Regions from separate parts of the Mus musculus genome. Here region 1 is linked to region 2. Evidence: chromatin loops called from intact Hi-C (ENCODE). Cell type or tissue: heart. All regions are shown on one strand. Links, peaks and the distances in the headings refer to the core of each region. The heading gives the core; the rest is flanking DNA. Region 1 holds the start of Mir7001 (microRNA 7001). Region 2 has its middle 9.0 kb from the start of Cd82.

The links. Hi-C counts contacts between places; a loop is a spot of excess contacts. Peaks named below come from ENCODE experiments on the same cell type or tissue, not always from the same donor. Only the 100,000 strongest peaks of a DNase experiment are listed, where the experiment ranks them.
Region 1: it touches region 2 in a loop (11-fold over the local background); 32 of 42 quality-filtered maps call a loop at or near these places.

What each region holds. Positions count from the first base shown.
Region 1 is chr2:93,419,992-93,422,894 of GRCm38, forward strand. Cd82 (CD82 antigen) reads right to left here. Exons shown (of 10, transcript NM_007656.5): 7 at 1,836-1,937; 8 at 564-764; 9 at 249-332. Mir7001 (microRNA 7001) reads right to left here and starts at 2,016; the gene lies at 1,938-2,016. In heart, for the core only: a CTCF peak has its summit at 1,532 (motif pointing right); a DNase peak (open chromatin) is centred at 1,550; H3K27me3 peaks cover 1,014 bases.
Region 2 is chr2:93,470,074-93,472,976 of GRCm38, forward strand. No RefSeq gene overlaps it. Among named protein-coding and RNA genes, the nearest start is that of Cd82, 9.0 kb to the left of the region's middle. In heart, for the core only: a CTCF peak has its summit at 1,356 (motif pointing left); a DNase peak (open chromatin) is centred at 1,288; H3K4me3 peaks cover 492 bases; H3K27ac peaks cover 431 bases.

The DNA of each region.
Region 1 (2,903 bases), core at 116-2,615, 50 kb before region 2:
CTGCCCTGCAGCTCCATACTGGGTCCCAGTCACAACCACCCTGAGGCAGACAGGCAGGCTGCTGAAGGAGGCCCAGAGAGGGACAGTACCCAATCTGACGTCACACAGCCAGATGGGCTGGGGTCAGGGCAGCTCTAGAAGCACATGGACCACTCAGTTCACAGGAAGCAGCAATGCAAGGGCGCGGGGGCGGGGGAGGTATTCGAGACAGAACCCAGGGCACGGCTGCATGGGAGAGAGGGACAGACCTCAATGACAGCAACACCAGCACACACGCCCAGAAGGATGCCGAAGTTCTCCTGAAGCCACGCCTGCGCCTTCTCCATGCAGCCCTGTGGAAAGACTCATGTCAGCCTCTGCACACAGCTGCAGCAGGCCTGCCCAGGACCGGCTCGTGAGCAGGCCCCTCATGGCACCTGTAGACTATGGTGTGAGCAGATGGGGAGGAGGGGACTAACAAGGGAAGGAGGCTGAGTGACGGCCCCGGGCACCTCCAGGAGCTGGGACACCTGTCCCTCTCAGAGTGGCAGAGCCCAGCCCCTGACTGCCAGCTCCACACATACCTCAGTGTTCACAGGCCAATCCTCAGGGTTGTTTTCGCTCACAGTGCTGTTATCAGCCTCACAGAATCCTTTCTTCACAATGAGCTGGTTGTCCTCTTCCTTGATCTTCTCGCAGGAGCATGGGTAAGTGGTCTTGGTAAAGCCCATGAGCTCCTCGTTCTCTGTCCAGTTGTAGTGGCTGACCCAGCCACAGCACTTGACCTGCGCAGTGGCGACACGACAGGTTGCTTGATCGGCCACTCAGCCCATCCTAAGCAGCCCATCTCCAGGTGGAAACTCAGACTGGCCACTTCTGTGCCTCCTGGGGTGGTAGCTGTGTCCCGCTCCCGGGGTGCTGGAGATGCATAGCACCCAAGGGCTGAACTTCAGTGCTGTGTATCAGAAGAGACTTCAAGAGGGACTTCAAGAGGCCTCCAAGAAACAGTACAAACTACCAACACAGTGGAGAGCCAGAATCAGAAGCCGTTAGCATATGCATAGAGCGGAGGAGGCGAGTTCAAGTGAAACACCAGTCAGCACAAGTGGAATGTGTGCAAGGCTGTCAGTCAGGTGGCAAAGGTTGAACATGGGGCTCTCGGGTCATGGGTTCAAACCCCAGTTCTGCCATTTCAAGCTGATCTGAGCTTTCCACAAATGAAGACTAGGAACTAAGGTCCCTAATTGAGTGAGGGGTGAGGCAGACAATGTGCCACATGCTTCCAGAGAGCCCAGTGACAGACCAGTCAAGTCCAAGGCTACCTGCCAGTGTTAAACACAGGCACCTGAGATCTGGGGCAGAGCTTCCTGGTCACTAACGTGAGAAAAGAGACAAGATCAATTCCATTGTTTCCAAAGACAAAATGCTCTATCCAGAGGGCAAGGCTTTCTGGGATGGAAGCTAACACTGTTCTCCGTGGATTCCTTGGAAATCAAATCCCAGGTGGGAGGGAGGATAAGCCATCTCCTGTGCCCAAGCTCTCATCTGCAACAGCCAGAAGGGGGCGCTCCAAGCGAGTGAAGGGAAGCTGAGCTCTAGGCTATTCCCCAGCGGGCAAGAGCTCTGACAGAAAGGCAGAAGGGTAGGTACCACCAGCTCTGCCCCCAGTGAGCGGACAGGCAGGCCTCACTTGTTCTGTGACACCAGGAAGGGACAACCTTTCCAGGGTCAACAAAGAAGAGGCAGCGCTGTGAGCCCAGGAGCCGTCTCCAAGACTGTGCTTAGGGGCCAAGAGCACTTGTGTCCTTTCTCCAAGAGTAACACACCACGTCACTGTCACTCAGACTCATCCTCACCTGCGCCTGCACGTAGTCCCAGGCCTCCTCGCGGCTACTGGTGGCATTGGCAGTGTAGTTGCGAATGATGTCCATCACTGTGTTCCCCATCTCCTTCTTCAGCTGCAGAGGGAGTGTGAGCGTCAGGGCTGGACTTGAACCTGGGCCTCTGGGATGCTCACGCTCACACCCTGCCTCCTCCACCACAGCAATCCCAGGACACGCTCATGGCTGCAGAACATCCACTGTCCTGGTGATCCCTAGTGCCCATTTGCTCAGCGCCAACCCTGTCAGCCATGGCCTACCCTTCGGCAGGCATTTTTCCCTTTTGACACTGAAAGGCCTCCCGTGGCCTCCCACAACTTTCCAGAGACATATCAATGCCCTTCAATGTCCTCTCAGAATTTACAAAGTCCCACGCCGTTTGCCCAGGCCTCCCCAGCCCTGGTTCCCTGGTTCCCTGCTCTTCTGTGCTGTGCTCCATTACACAAGGCCTCGTGCTGCCTCTGTGCTGCCCCTGCTGCTCAGAATGCTGTCCCCCGATGTGAACATGGCAAGCTCCCCTAGCAAACTGCATCTCCTCAGACAGGCTCTACAGAACAGTGTTTTTCCTACCCCTCTGCCGCCTTTCCCTGGCCATCCTTGTCCAGGGCTAAATGATGGTGTCACAGCTCATCCTCTATTTGGGCTTAGGGCAACTTTTCCCAGCTGGGGTGTGGGTGTCGGCTGGGGGCAGCTAGGTGTGGGTACAGAAAATAAACCCACTTGCCCCATGGTTAGTCGTCACAGGGGCTGGGGGACAGTGAAAGTAAGAGGCACAGCATGTTCAATTTCTTACTTTTGTGGAATTGTCTGCAGTCTCTCAGGAAAGCCCTGAGACTGCAGGCAAGCAGCCCAGGAACCCCAACCAGAAGACCTCCTAAGCCTCAGCCAGAGCCTCAGCCATGTGACCAAGCTGGCCTTCCCTACAGCCAGTGGCACCACATGAGGCTGAGGTCCTCACAACTGCTAGAGGGGGCAGGGTGAAGATCTGTGGGGCCCCTCCATGGCTGCCCTCCCTGGGACTTCACAGTCCATATCCCGACTAGT
Region 2 (2,903 bases), core at 317-2,816:
TAGAGCACGCTGGAAGCCACTACCCACGGCCCTCACGTTCCCTGTGAGGGCTGCTGGGGTAGCAAAGCTGACACAGAGGAGCCCCGTGCTGTGTGGCTTTTTGTGGGCACATGTGAGCAAACATCTGTTCACCTCAGCGCAGGCACACACAATACCAAACCAAAGAAACAGATCCAGCCAGGAGTTACTCCAGAGAGCACGAGTGACTCTCAGGCAGCTGTAGCAGCAACAGAAGCCCTTCCCAGAAGGGGCGGAGTCTCAGGAAGGCTGCCTCCTGGAGCTCCTAACACACAGGCAACTCTACTGGAGTCTCTTCTTCCTGGCAAAGATACTTTATAACTGCAGGGAGGAAGGGGTCTTGGGAATCCTGCACCCCGCGGAGCATCAGGAGCCTAGATCGCCTCCCTAGCAGTCTGAATCTTCCCAGCCTCCTTCCTCCCCGCGGGAGGGGAAGTTTCGGTTCAGAGGAAGCAGCTGCACGAAGCTCCCTTAAACAATTTCACGTCCACTCCCCGTCCACCCAGAGGTGGATGAGAAGGTGTAGGAGAGGGAGAAGCAGGAAAGACAGCCCCTGCTCCCCCCAAACACCTGAGCTGGGGGTGGGGTACGCACAGCAGGAGAGCTTTCCCCAAGCCAAACCCAGGGTCAAACAAAATACCCTCAGCCTCCAGCTGGTACTCGCTAATCCCCATGCTCCAGAGAAGGCAGGCCAGCCTGGTCTACATCTGTGGTGTCGGTAGCCCCAAAGCCTATGGTGGGGCCACATAGACGTTTCCTCCCTGAGACTTGAGTTGGGAAAGTTTTGAGTCTGTTGCCAGCATTTAAAAACTGGGAGATTTCACATTAATATTCAACTGTTATGTTTTCTGCGGTGGGAAAAAAGAAAAAGGAAAAGAAAGAAAAAAGGACTCTCTTGATGTGAGCTGGGACTGGGTAACAGCTGCAACCTCTTGGTAGACCCAGGCTGCTGCTGGACAGACAGCCCTGGGCCACAGCCAGACAGAGGGGGCTGCAGTTGGCCCACTCCAGTTGCAACATCCAGGGTCCAGATGGCCATAGCTTCTGAGCCTCTGACACTCACTTCACCCATGTCTCTCCTTTCTGTCACCTGCAGGGTTCCTATGGGACATGAGTTCCTAGAGGAATCCATAGATACTGGTTACCCTTCATACTGTGTCATGCAGTGTTCTGGTGTGGGATGGCTCTCACCCAGGCTGCTTTCTTACCATGTTACCTCTGCACTGGCCCCTCTGTGCTGGTTTCCTCCCCAGTGCTGGTTTCCTCACCCCTGAGCTCTTGCCAGTTACAGGAAATATGAGGGAAACAGCTCCTTGCTCTAAAACGAGGTCATCTACCTCCCCCTAGTGTCCACAGTTGTCAGTGCAGCGAATCTTCTGGCCTGTATCTCTATCATCAGGTGTGTGTGTGTGTGTGTGTGTGTGTGTCTTTTGTGAGAGACAGACAGGGAGACATACAGGGATAAAGACAGAGTTTGTGTTTCTGTGTGTGTTGTCACCTCCTTCAACTAGTTAAGGTCTCATGTTAACTCCCTATGGCTGGGAACCAGAAGAAAGAATTTGGACCCCACCTAAGGCTCCAACTGCAGACATTCTCCCTGTCTCAGACCTTGGTCACACAGGTCAGTGCTGGTCTGTGCACAGCACAGTGCCCTGTGCCTGAGGGTGATCATGGCAAGAAAAATGCAGTTAAAGAACAATTGCAGACACATTTGAGTCATTGAGGGGAGGAGCGGACCTGGGTGGGAGAGGTAGGTTCAAGCCTGGGGTCCAGGAGGGAATCCTCAACCACAAGACAACAGTGCAGAGCAGATGTGACAGGTGTCACTGTGCCCATCCTCTGTCAGGAGCCCCGGGAGGGAAGCGTAAACTGTGGCATGACCACTGCCTGGCACAGCCAGCAGGGCCTAGGAAGCCCCCCGAAGACCCAGTTTCTTCCTGGCATTCCCTTCTAGATCCCAGCCTGGGCAGTGGGTCTGTGGGGCGGGGGAAGCCTGCACTACTGCATCCACACAGCTCTCTAGAGAGCCTAGAACTTGTTAGTCTCCTGCCTCAGTCATCCACGTGCTAAGATGACAGAGTTAAGTCTCCATGGCTAGTTAGATCTGTATTTAAGGACTGTCCTTGCTCTGCAGAGGAGAAAACAGAAGGGGAAAGAAGTTCAAGTCTCTGACGGTGTTCAAGTCCAGTCATCTTGACTCCAGGAGCTGTCAGCCATGTCTGGTCAACCAGTCAGTACCCTCAGTGGCTGGTGTCTGACAACTTCTGGGTCCCCAGAGAGAAGTGTGCAGGACTAAACAGCAAGCCATGAAATCCCAAAACTGTTGAATAAATAGATATTCGTCTCTTTAGGGAGAAATTCATCTCAGGTGTTTTGTCGGAGAGACAGGAAGCAGACTAACACAGCAGGCCTGACTCCAGCCCTCAGAAAGCCTGAACCGAAACCTCTGTCGTGCACACCATGTGCAATGGTCTATTTCTGTTCAAGGAGCCTCTTCTTTGAGCTCCAGACTTCTTGTAAAGCAGTGTCATATGTGGGGCTTTACTGCTGTGAACAGACACCACGACCAAGGCTGCTCTTATAAGGACAACATCTAATTGGGGCTGGCTTACAGGTTCAGAGGTTCAGTCCATTATCATCAAGGCAGGAGCATGGCAGCATCCAGGCAGGCATAGTGCAGGAGGAACTGAGAGTTCTACATCTTCCAAAGGCAGCTAAGAGAAAACTGGCTTCTGGGCAGCTAGGATGAGGGTCTTAAAGCCCACACCCACAGTGAGACACCCACTCCAACAAGGCCACACCTACTCCAACATGGCCACACCCACTCCAATAAGGCCACACCCACTCCAACAAGGCCACACCTCCTAGTAGTGACTCTTCCTGGG